Regions from separate parts of the Homo sapiens genome. Here region 1 is linked to region 2. Evidence: chromatin contacts called from ENCODE Hi-C data. All regions are on one chromosome and are shown on one strand. Each heading gives the region's core, a stretch centred on a gene start or an enhancer-like site at or near the end of the contact. The rest is flanking DNA. Distances are from core to core; before and after follow the strand shown. Region 1 holds the start of GNS (glucosamine (N-acetyl)-6-sulfatase). Region 2 holds the start of MON2 (MON2 regulator of endosome-to-Golgi trafficking).

The links. Hi-C counts contacts between places; a loop is a spot of excess contacts on that map. Pooled maps may share reads with other maps.
Region 1: a map of ascending aorta shows a loop between it and region 2 (9-fold over the local background). The contact joins the promoter of GNS here to the promoter of MON2 in region 2. A Hi-C loop is called at or near these places in 2 of 168 maps with a recorded cell type or tissue (B cell and ascending aorta), 2 of 37 single-sample maps with no recorded cell type and 7 of 50 pooled maps.

Annotation. Positions count from the first base shown.
Region 1 is chr12:64,757,890-64,763,941 of GRCh38, forward strand. GNS (glucosamine (N-acetyl)-6-sulfatase) reads right to left here and starts at 1,517. Exons shown (of 14, transcript NM_002076.4): 1 at 1,196-1,517. The coding sequence starts at 1,387. It overlaps LOC124903113 (small nucleolar RNA U13), which reads right to left and starts at 3,084; the gene lies at 2,979-3,084. It also overlaps a transcript of TBC1D30 not described here. RefSeq lists an enhancer at 63-943.
Region 2 is chr12:62,464,831-62,471,453 of GRCh38, forward strand. It overlaps MON2 (MON2 regulator of endosome-to-Golgi trafficking), which reads left to right and starts at 1,996. Exons shown (of 35, transcript NM_015026.3): 1 at 1,996-2,488. The coding sequence starts at 2,378. RefSeq lists a silencer at 1,698-2,017 and enhancers at 2,048-2,157, 2,153-2,652, 4,321-4,821.

The DNA of each region.
Region 1 (6,052 bases), core at 267-2,766, 2.3 Mb after region 2:
TGGAGTATTTCATAGTCTCAGCATTCAGCTGAAAGCAAAAAGAGAACTGAAACGAAGAAAGCAATAAAGCATTTGGTTTTAAAGCGAAGAGAGGAATGCTGAACCCAGGGTCAGAGGACTCTGCCTCAACTACTCATGTCTTGGGCAAGTTGCTTTCTGGGCCTCCATGGGGAAGGGGTTGGAGTGGATGTTTCCAAAGGTCACACATTCCATAATTCTGCAATACACAAGCAAAATTTACTCTGGAAAAAAAATGAAGTCTTGTGACAACACCCATTAGATAGAAAATGAAACACTGACAGTCTCTAATGCAACAGTCAGGTGTTCAATCACACTAATTGAATTTTCTTGATTCTTGTGAGGCAACACACACCCTCAATAGTTCGACGGTCGGCCTACCAGATTAGTTCACTTCAGGCCTTTTTTTTTTTTTTTTTTTTTTTTTTTTTTTGGAGACGGAGTCTCGCTCTGTCGCCAGGCTGGAATGCAGTGGCGCGATCTCGGCTCACTGCAACTGCTGCCTCCCGGGTTCAAGCGATTCTCCTTCCTCAGCCTCCCAAGTAGCTGGGACTACAGCTGCGCGCCACCACGCCCAGCTAGAATTATTGTATTTCTAGTAGAGACGGGGTTTCACCATGTTGGCCAGGATGGTCTCGATCTCTTGACCTTCTGATCCGCCCGCCTCGGCCTCCCAAAGTGCTGGGATTACATGAGTGACACACCGCGCCCGGCCCAGGCTTATTTTTATTGACATCAGATACAGACATTGTATACAGGCACAAACGTGGAGGTGGTCTAGGTCCCTCATAAAGGGGACTGGACTTGTCTGTGATCCTCTAATCCAAAAGAAAAACAATCAGGCCTTGAGTGCTCTTAGACAGCACCTGATCCTCATTGGTTCAACCCATCCTCCACTGGTCTCCACATGTTTATCTTGAGATATTAACGTAAACTCCACAGCAGTACGGTCCAGACTAGAAGCTCTGTGTGCTGTACGCATGTGCCTCAATCCAGAAAGGAAAAGAGTATTGCAGTCCCTTACACCGGCATAAAGGGCCTCAGGTGGGAAAACCAAACCTACCCAAGGATAAGACAGCCAGTTCGGGGAGGAGGGTGGTGGGGACCGGGAAAGAGAGCAACAAACCGGGTAGTCAGCCCAAGAGATAGAGGGGCGGGGCAGAAACAGAAGAGTTACCATGCCGCCGAGCACTTCGTCCTGGTCGTCCGTGAGGAGCAGCACCACGTTGGGCCTCCGGGTTCCCGCAGCCACCCCGAAGACCCCCAGGCAGCCGCCCAGCACCAGCAGTAGCAGCGCTGGGCTGCAGGAGGGCAGGTGGCGGGGGCTGCCCCGCCGGAGCCGACCTGGGGCTAGAGGCAGGAGCCGCATAGCGGACAGGCTCCGGGGTGACCCCGGGACGGGACGGGACGGAGGGACGCACAGGTAGCTGAAGGGCGAGAGGCCGACCAGCCGAAGGAATAAAAAGCCGTGCCTTGAAGGCCGGTGGCTGGAGTCAGACGTTTTCTCCCTAGGCGCGATCACGTGAGCCAGGGACAGGGGGCGGAGCACGCTGCGCGGTCACGTGACGGCCGGCGTGGGCGGGGCTGCGGACTGGCGCAGCCTGGAGGGAGGCATCAGGCAGTGGCGGAAAAGGGGCGGAGAACCGGAGAAAAGGGCGGAGAACCGGAGAAAAGGGCGGAGAACCGGAGAAAAGGGCGGAGAACCGGGAAAAGGGCGGAGAACCGGGAAAAGGTCAAGACCTGTACGTACCTCTCGCGCAGGCTCGGGTTGCGTTCTGGTAGGACGTACGTGTTTCTGAGCGCTTGGTGGAAAGATTTAAATGGGGGGAAGAGAAGATGAAAAGCAGGAAAGAGTTGGCAAATACTAACCAACCGATAAAGGAAGAGAAAGGAGGACTGTACATAACAGAAATTATCATCAGCTGGTGAGGAAAGTGGACTCTACCATATTTAATCCCCAAGTCGACGGGCACTTATTCAAGGCCCGGATGTTTAATCGTTTTTAATTTTCTCTACAACTTGTGAGATAAATCTTAACATTCTCATTTGGCTCAGACATTAAATTCGGAACTGGTTAGCTCTCTTAACTCCAAAGCCTAATTATGTTCTTCTTTCCTCAGCAGACATCGTAGTTTCAAACAATTTAGGGATGTCCTGACAGCTTTATCCTAATGGTTATCCTAATGGTCCTTGGTGACTTTTTAAACACCCTCTTGGAACATGTTGGAGGATGTGCAGATCGAACAAAAATCTTGAAACGTGGTCATCCAACTGCATTATTAAGTAATCTTTAGCGGGGAATAGCCCTTGAAACTAGCTCCAGATATTTCTGTGGTCGCTCTGGAATAATTAGACTTTGCCCCTCTCCTCTCACCGCCCACCGTGGGCGCGGTGGCTCACGCTTGTAATCCCAGCACTTTGGGAGGCGGGTGGATCACCTGAGGTCAGGAGTTTTAGACCAGCCTGGCCAACGTGGGGAAACCCCGTCTCTACTAAAATACAAAAATTAGCTGGGCGTGGTGGCAGGCGCCTGTAATCCCAGCTACTCGGGAGGCTGAGGCATGAGAATCGCTTGAACCCGGGAGGCGGAGCTTGCAGTGAGCCACTGCACTCTGGCCTCAGGGACAGAGCGAGACTCTTGTCTCAAAACAAACAAACAAACAAAAAATCACAGAGATATTCCTGGCAAGGTGAACTGTCAAGTCACATCCCCAGACCGATATAACAAGGTATACCTCCTTGCTGGTAAAAGTATTTTCTCTGAGTTGAACTGTTTGCCAAGAAGAGTCTCTTAAAACTCGTGAAAACTATTCCAGAACTTAAAGTATTAAAAAAAAAAACTCGTGAAAACACTATACTATAAGGTAAAAATAATGATGGAAACACGTTGAAACCTGATGTGTACAAGGATAGGGCTTATGCAAAAAAAAAAAAATTACCTTTATTACTTTGTTTTTTTCACACAGAGGGGTAATGCGCGGAGTCCTAACAAGGTTTGAGGTAGGGGTGGTAACTCACACAATAGCATGAAAACCCAATCATCAGGCTTATGAACCACAAAAGGATCTTAATACTTTTTTTTTTTAAGTAAGCCTACAGAAGGCAAAAGAAGCTTTAAAAAAACTGAAGTAGTTTTTCTGCAAGAAACAATTATGCCGGAAGTGTGGTCAGAGCAGTTCCTAGACAACCAGAATACTTGGTTACAGCCTTGGCCTAGGCCAATTTTTCAAGCTGGTTAGAATAACTAATCCTTCTGTATTCAGGTTTCAAGACTTCCAGGAAGACTTTCTTGCACAAAAAAATAACCTATTTCATCTGTATCGAAGCCCCAAATTGTAAAATTGTTTCTTTTCTATTTTTTTCAAGGTTAGATTATAAACTATTTGAGGCCAGAAATTGTGTAATTAGTTGCCCACTTTGTTCAGGATGCTGCTGTCAGAGGCGATTGAACCAGAGCAACTCCATCTTGAAAAGGGGCTGAGTAAAATAAGCCTGAGGCCTGCTATGCTGCATTCCCAGATGGTTATGCATTCTAAGTCACAGGATGAGATAGGAGGTCATAAAGATACAAGATACAAGATGCATGTCATAAAGACCTTACTGATGAAACAGGTAGCAGTAAAGAAGCCGACTAAAACCCACCAAAACCAAGATGGTGATGAAAGTGACCTCTGGTCGTCCTCACTGCTAAATTCCCACCCAGCGCCATGACAGTTTACAAACGCCATGGGAATGTCAGGAAGGTACCCTCTCTGGTCTAAAAAGGGGAGGCATGAATAATCCATCCCTTGTTTAGCATATCATCAAGAAATAACCATAAAAATGGGCAACGAGTAGCCCTCGGGCTGCTCTGCCTATGGAGTAGCCATTCTTTTATTCCTCTACTTTCTTAATAAACTTTCTTTCACTTTACTCTATGGTCTTGTCCTGAATTCTTCCTTGCTCGAGATCCAAGAACCCTTTCTTGATGTCTGGATCAGGACCCCTTTCCGGTAACACTGCTACACTAGTGCTGAAGAGACATTGTCCCTCGTTCATGGAATTTGCAGTCTAATGGCAGAGAGATGGACAATCTAATCTTGTATCTTGTATATGATTACAAATAGACATGCTATGAAGGAAAAGTAAAGGGTGCAATGAGCATTTAAGGTGGTGGGAGGCTGATTTAGTCTAAGGTGCCCTGAGGAAGTGATCTTTGAGTGAAATCTGAAGTTTGAGTAGGAGATAATTTGTTAATGGAGTATTGGGGTGGTGGAATGTCTCCTAAGCACAGAGTACAGCATATGCAAAGGTTCTGAGCTGGTGCATTGCAATAACTAAAAGAAGCCAGTGTGGTTAGAGCAGAGGGAGAGAGGTGGTGAGGACCCAGATCCTATTTTAAGGACTTGGGTTTTTATAGTAAGGCTAATTGGAAATTACTGAAAGAATGTAAGATAAATATAATCATACATGAACTTTTAGAAGATCCTTTAGACTGTGGCATGAAGAACAGATTGGAAGAGGACAAGCATGGGTGAGGGTAGACCAATTAGGTAGAGAGAAAAGTGGATAACAGGGACAGATTCAAATTTTGTGGGGCCTGAAGTTTATGTGCATTTGGCGAGTGGAGGCTCCTTAAGAAAAAGAATAACAATTTTAGATACAAAAGTAGGTACACAACTGAATATGTATTTAGACTAAAACAAAATATAACGTTATAAATTTTTAAAAGTTGAAAAATATTACAAATAATGCAAAAATTTAACGTAACATATTTTTATTAAGTAACTGCCAGGCATACTTCTTCATACTTTTTTCCCCTTACATTATATGGCTATGTGCTCTTTAATCATCTCTTCATATGATGTTAGTTTATAATATTTTCTAAAGAAAATAGAAAGATAATTTAGTTTTTTCTCTAGTGTGTTTGATCAGTATTTGCCTTTTATTGGTGATAATTCAGAAAAATTATTTTTCACCTCAGTTCATTATTGGTTTTATATATATGTTTAGTATTTTTGTCAAATTTCAGAAAACTCTATCAAATATCCTCTTAACATAGGCATTTCGTGACATTCTGCATTTTATTTTGTATTATTTTATTTTTTGAGATGGAGTCTTGATCTGTCTGCGCTCTTGGCTCACTGCAACCTCCACGTCCCAGGTTCAAGCAATTCTCCTGCCTCAGCCTCCTGAGTAGCTGGGATTACAGGCATGCGTCACTATGCCCGGCTAATTTTTGTATTTTTAGTAGAGATGGGGTTTCGCCATGTTGGCCAGGCTGGTCTCGAACTCCTGACTTCAGGTGATCTACCCGCCTCAGCCTCCCAAAGTGCTGGGATTATAGGCGTGAGTTTTATGTTATCTTCCTCAATGCTAGTGTGAGATCAAATCGAAAGAAATTTGAATATTTTTCAATGAGTTTATATAATTCACAAGTTGTCAATTTAATAGCCTATTTATTACTTTCATTTGCAGTTTATCTCTTCCTCTTTCCAGCTTTATTGAGATATAATTGACAACAAAATTATGTGTATTTAAGGTGTACAACATGATGTTTTCATATACGTATAGAGTGTGAAATGATTATTCTCTTCCTCTTAATGAATTACTGTTTTTCTTATGATTTAAACTTTTTTTGGTTACTCTTTACTTCTTAATGTCAGGATAATTTCTCTTTACTTTCTCATTCATCTTTATCACTTTGGTTTTGTATCCTATTAATTTTTTTTTTTTTTTTTGAGACAGAGTCTTGCTCTGTCACCAGGCTAGAGTGCAGTGGCATGATCTCGGCTCACTACAACCTCCACCTCTCAGGTTCAAGCGATTCTCCTGCCTCAGCCTCCCAAGTAGCTGGGATTACAGGTGTACACCACCACATCCAGCTAATTTTTGTATTTTTAGTAGAGACAGTGTTTCACCATATTGGTCTGGTCTCGAACTCCTGACCTCAGGCTGGTCTTGAACTCCTGACCTCAGGTGATCCACCCACCTTGGCCTCCCAAGGTGCTGGGATTACAGGCGTGAGCCACCATGCCCAGCCTAGCCAAGCTGT
Region 2 (6,623 bases), core at 746-3,245:
AGAAGTATTGTTTTCAATCAATGAATTCCAATTGCATGTCCTCAACTCTGAACAGAGATGTAAAAGATTCTAACGATTTTGAGTTAATCATGCCAAAGTTACCAATAGTAAAAAATCCAAAAGAAAAGTTGGCTACATAGTGAAAGTCAGAGAATTTGATCCTATATCACTAGCCCAATTACTAAAGCATCATTTTTGGCCAGGTGTGGTGGCTCATGCCTGTAATCCCAGCACTTCGGGAGGTCGAGGTGGGTGGATCACTTGTACTCTGGAGTTCCAGATCAGCCTGGCCAACATGCTGAAACCCCATCTCTACTAAAAAGAACAACAAACAAACAAACAAAAAGGCCTGCGGTGTGGCTCACGCCTTTGTAATCCTAGCACTTTGGGAGGCCAAGGCAGGTGGATTGCCTGAGCTCAGTAGTTGGAGACCAGCCTGGGCAACACAGTGAAACCCCATCTCTACTAAAATACAAAAAATTAGCCGGGCGTGGCAGCCTACGCCTGTAGTCCCAGCTACTCGGGAGGCTGAGACAGGAGAATTGCTTGACCCTGGGAGGTGGAGGTTGCAGTGAGTGGAGATCGCGCCACTGCACTCCAGCCTGAGTGACAGAGTGAGACTCCGTCTCCACCCCCCACCCAAAAAAAGCGCCTCGTTTTTACAAGCTCCCTGAGACCTCAAGAATAATGTCTGCCATATATTCCATTTGAACTTTTTTGCTAAATTCACCAGTTTTCATACATAAAGCTTATACCATAGGAGGTGTCAAGTTTCCCAGAAGTTGTGTAATAGGCACAAATGATCAAAATTACTGCCCTAGGAGCTCTCTACTATTACCTCATCTGTCCCCTTTATCCATCCTTGCTTTGCTTCTTATCAGAAGGAAAAATAAAATAAAATTATTTAGCTTACAAAGTAGCTCTGTTACAGCCAAACAGCGCTATCCACTGACAATCTCATGGCTCACTGTCTTCCATCATGTCATAAGCTCAGCTGTCTGAAGGTGTTGGTTTCTTCATCTCTACTGTTTCTGGTTTTTCCTCCCTCATTTTCTGCTTTCTGACCAGCAGCTGCAAAATGTCTTGGGGAAAAAGTAGACCAACCTGGATCTTGGGGAAATACAGATGAAGATTTTTCTGTTTGGCTTTTGCCTCATATTTATTTGGCACTTCAGACCTGATGAAGGCTTTTATGTATCTGTGCCTTATTTGAGCCTCGAAACTCTGATTTTATAATAGAAGGGTATTCATTCAACAAGTATGTACTGATTACCTGCTATATGCCAGACACTGTTCTAGGTGCTGGAGATACACAGGAAACAAAATAAGATTTAAAAAGAGGAAGAACCGGCAGCCCAACTCGCGAAACTCTCCTTTTAGCTGGGAGCATCTGCCAGTAAAGGGGCCGGGACAGATCTCGTAGCGCCTGGTAGGTGATTGGAGGAATTTTGGCTTTTACTTTGAGTGAGATGGGAGGCCAGCGGAATGCGTGGAGCAGAGGGTAGTCTCATTTTAGAGATTAGGAAAATAAGAGGCTACCCCACAGTAAGTGCACCAGTTGCGTTTAAAGAAAAAAAATGTATATTAACAGGAGGTAGCCACTGATTTGGGGCCACTAGTCCAGAGATTCGAAATGAAGCGGGAGGAGACACGTTAAGATTAATCTACAGGGAAACAAATTATTTACACCGAAATACAATTTAACACAAACATACGCAAAGAGATATGCCAAGGAGTACTCGGGGGCTCTGTTCAGGCACTTGTTAATGAAAACGAAGCGAATCTTGACGCCTTAAACCCTGTCTAGCCTACTTGATTCCGGGGGTGGGGCTGTGGGAATCGCTGCCCACCCGGAATCCCGCCTGCCCCGAGCATGGCCAAGCCCCAGCCCCGCCCCGCCGACGGCCTGCCGCCGGGGTTGGCCGCGGCGGTGGCGGAGGCCACGGTACCCGGAAGTGCGGCTGACGTGTCCCGGCAGCGCTCGGAATTGTGGGCGACTCGGCTAATGGCGTCGGCGAGTCTTAGGGGCCTGGGGAGCTGGCGCTGAAGCTTCTTGCCAGGTTGGCTGGTGACACCCGGTGTGGCTGGGCCCCGCGGCAGCGGAGGGACCTGCCCGCCTTGTGGGTTTCTCGGCCAGAGTCGGCGGAGCCTAGCGGGACGGTGCGACTGCGGGGGGCGCCTCCGAGAAAAGCCAGAGGTGTTGCGGGGAAGCTGCTGGGGGACGCTCGAGCAGGCTCCGGGTTCGCAGCCCAGGGCCCAAGAAGCGGGCTGCTGAAGGACCAGAGACACCGGGAGGGAGCTGCCTGTGGCCCTAAGGAGCTGACCGTGCCAGAGCTTGTTTGTACCTCTCGGAAATTGGCTGGGACCTTGGAGGATCATGTCCGGCACCAGCAGCCCCGAGGCGGTGAAGAAGCTGCTGGAGAATATGCAGAGCGACTTGCGCGCCTTGTCACTGGAGTGCAAGAAGAAATTCCCACCTGTCAAAGAGGTAAGCTTCAGGTGACGTCAGGAGAAGGCACTGTGAGCATGCCTGGTCCTGTTAGACTCAGTGCTTCACCCCAGTTTCCAGTCCTAATTTTCATTCAGGCCTCACCTTTCCAGATTTGTGAGTCGGTGGGTTGTTCCACAAGGGCTTTTTATAGTTTCCACTGGAGAGGGCTGAGGCACTTTGATTTTCTCCCCTCTCCTGTCCTCCCAGTTTAGGAGTGAAGTTCATGAAGTGAGCCTATTCAGTTAATCCAGCTAGGTGTACTGTGCACTAGCCTATTCTGGCCTTTTTCTTACTTGAAACTGGCCAAACCAAAATTGAAAAACTTGTTTGTTGCTCCCCGAAACGAGTATCCACCCATCTTGTTGAAACCTGTACTCCTCACGTTTATGGCATATCACTGAATTGGAAACAATTTTCCTTCTGGTATATATCATTCAGCTTAACTCTGTATCAATCCTTTGACGTGTTAATAAACTATCCAGAGCCACCTAATTTATGAAGAATATTGAAGATCCACATAATCATGTTAAACCTTGTTATGAGCAGTACTGTAGTGGGAAGTTGGGCTTGCAGTCAGAGCGAATACACCTGAATTTAGTTCCAGCAATAAATCTTAACCTCTTTGAGCTTCGGGTTTTTTTTTCCAGCTGTAAAATAGGGTTAAAGGATGGTTTTATATTATGTATGGGAAAGATGTCAGAGCAGAAGGGTATTATTAAAGAGATCCCAGTAAATAATACATGGAAATTTAATTCTCCAAATAGTTCTTGAGGTGAAATATTTAACATTTGGTTACTATTTGCTTTTTCTCTTAAAATGCCATTTTAATTCTCTAAAAAAAAAAAACAAACAAAAAAACCCACCAAAAACAGGCCCGGCTAATTTTGTATTTTTAGTAGAAACAGGGTTTCTCCATGTTGGTCAGGCGGGTCTCGAACTCCCGACTTCAGATGATCCCCCTGCCTCGGCCTCCCAAAGTGCTGGGATTACAGGCGTGAGCCACAGCGCCCGGCTGTTTTTATTTTTATTCCTATTTAATGTAGTTTGTTTTACCTGCAATTTCATTTACTCTTTGCCCTAAAAATTCACCGAGGGATTTCATATTTACATACTTATTTAAATATATCTTTATTATTATGAAGATTATGTAATTAGAACTTGACCAATAAATTTTGGATTTTAGGCTTGTAAGGAATATTGACTTTTCTGTAAGTGCATTGGTTTTATCAGTTTTCAACAAACTCCATCTTGTATTTCTTTAATAAAGTATTACCCAGTGATGGAAACCAGATGTGCCACTTTTGGAAAGATGGCTGTTACGATATGTTTTATTTCACATAGTCAATAGTCTGTTTTGATATTGATTTTCATTTTTTTTATATCCTCTGTTGAAAGTTATAACAAGTAAATCTAAAGAATTAGGCTGTTTTAGAGAATTTTAAAGAATTAAGTTGTTTTAATTATAAGAGAAATGCTCTCATTTAGAAAATATCAAACACTATTTTGTAATTTCAACAATAATTTGTAGAACTGACTTCGCAGTTCTAATAATTCATACAAAAACTGTGGTTCCTCTATAGGCTGTTGTGGTCTAGCTTGGGAATTTAATTGCCATTTATTACATTTTTTTGTTTTGTTTTTTGATTTTGGAAATGGGGTCTCTGTGGCCCAGGCTGGAGTGCAGTGGTGCGATCTGCAACCTCGAACTCCCTGGCTCAGGTGATTCTCCCACCTCAGCCCCCTGAGTTGCAGCGACTACAAGTGCATACCACCACGACAGGCTAATTTTTCGCCTTTTTTTTTTTTTTTTTTGTAGAGACGGGGTTTTGGCAGGCTGGTCTCCTGAACTGGGTTCAAGCGATCTGCCCACCTCTGGCTCCCAAAGTGCTGGGATTACAGGTGTGAACCACCATGCCCAGCCAGAAGCTGCTGGAGGATCCCTTGAGCCCAGGCGGTCAAGGCTGCAGTGAGTGGTGATTGTGCCACTGTACTCCAGCCTGGGAGACAGAAGGAGACCCTGTCTCAAAACAAACTAACAAAAAAGCTTATTGGTTTTTACTTGAACACTGGCTAGAGAGATATTTTGTAATTGCACCTAGTCTTTGAGATAATAGCAAAAGTAATTCTTGTGATTATCTCTGATGCATAATTTTGTATATGGTACGTGTTTATAAGAATTTGTTGAATGAAAGCTTTTTGATTTCTTACCCAATGACACTGGGCACTACTTTAGGAATTGAAAAATGATCTTGACTGTGTCATAGGTTTAAAACAAAGAGAGTCATTAGCCTAATTATGATGAAGTTTTAGGACAAAGGTTTGACTTTCAAGAAATAGTTTGGCTGAATTAAATTTTCTCTGTTAAATTAATAAGAGTGCCAGATTTTGGCTTTTGTTCTTCAAGAAACTGGTAGGATTTTGGTTTTATTTTTCTCTTTGGTTGCCAACTAAACTTTAAGGCAAAGTCTAAGAAGCTAGTTAACAGAGACATTTTATATTTAGTCTTTATTTCAAATTTTTAGTCATTTCTGTCTTTTATGGCCATAGTGCTTGACTATTATTTTATTTATTTATTTATTTATTTATTTATTTATTTATTTATTTGAGACAGGATCTCTTTCACCTAGGCTGGAAGTGCAGTGGCAGGATCTTGGCTCACTGCAGCGTTGACATCCTGGGTTCAAGTGATTCTCCCACCTCAACCCCCTGAGTAGCTGGGACTACAGGTGCATGCCACCACACGCAGCTGATTTTTGTATTTTTTTTGTAGAGACAGGGTCTCACCATGTTGCCGAGGCTTGTCTCCAACTCCTGCGATTAGGCAATCTGTCCACCTCCTACTCCCAAAGTGCTAGGATTATAGGCGTATCCCAGGCTGCCCATGTAATTCTTTTTTAAAATTAATAATAAGCTGGATTTAAAGATTTCAAATCTGTTAGAAAAACCAATAAAAGAGTATTGATAAAGAATAGTGCTTTATTTACTGATATTTACTTACTGTCTTTGGACTTCTACATGGTTTTTCCTACCTTACTGTTTTCATTTATAACTCTATCCTTTGTATATTAAATTGTTGTTGTAGTGGCTATGGCTTTATTCTGTCATTTTATAATAACCTCTTTCTCTTTTTTTCTATTTTTCTTAGTTGTTATACATAAATCTTCATGTTTTAGCAGTATAACTTTTTTTAGTACAACTGTACTAGCTAATTTGGGAATATTGTATGAAATTTTTTCCTTTGTTTTAAAAATTACTTTGAAGCCTTCCATGATCACTTCTATGTGATTAATATTCAGTGGCCTTTAGAGGAAGACAACTCTGAAGCTTTATGTTTATGTATTTCATGAATAAAAACTTTCTTATTATTTCCTATTTGCAGGTACAGATGAGGGGTATCTAACTGAGCCTGGAAGTTGGAGGAGGGGAGTCATTCCTAGCAGAGGAAATAGCACACGTTGTTAGTATTCCATGTAAAATAAATTTTATACTGAAGATGATTGGAGCCATTAGAGCTTTTTGAAAGAGAGTAATATGATCAAATTGATATTTAGTAACATTGCCTTGACAGTTGGTAGGAAGAATTAGAGGGTATTGAGACTGAAGCAAAGAGAGCAAAGTTTAAAAAATGATGATTCTCTGTTTTGAAGCAGTAGTGGACATAGACAGAAGGTTGCTTGCATTGAGTTAGACAGTAGTGAAAGAGCGTATAGATTGAAAAGGTAAAAATTACCAAGGCATGGTAATCTTTTATATAATGGAGAGAGAGAAATGTGTGATGCCTCCCAGGTTTCTGGCTTGGGAAACTAGGTGGATCACTAAGAGAAGAAATAAAAGAGGAGGAAATGTTTTGGGGGAAAATGAGTAGTCATGTGTGTATATTGTTTGAGACGGAGTCTCTGTTGCCAGGCTGGAGTACAGTGGCACAATCTCGGCTCACTGCAACCTCCGCCTCCCAGGTTCAAGTGATTTTCCCGCCTCAGCCTCCTGAGTACCTGGGATCACAGGCGCGTGCCACCACACCTGGCTAATTTTTTGTATTTTTAATAGAGACGGGGTTTCACCATGTTGGCCAGCCTAGTCTCGAACTCCTGACCTAAGGTGATCTGCCCGCCTCGGCCTCCCAAAGTACTGA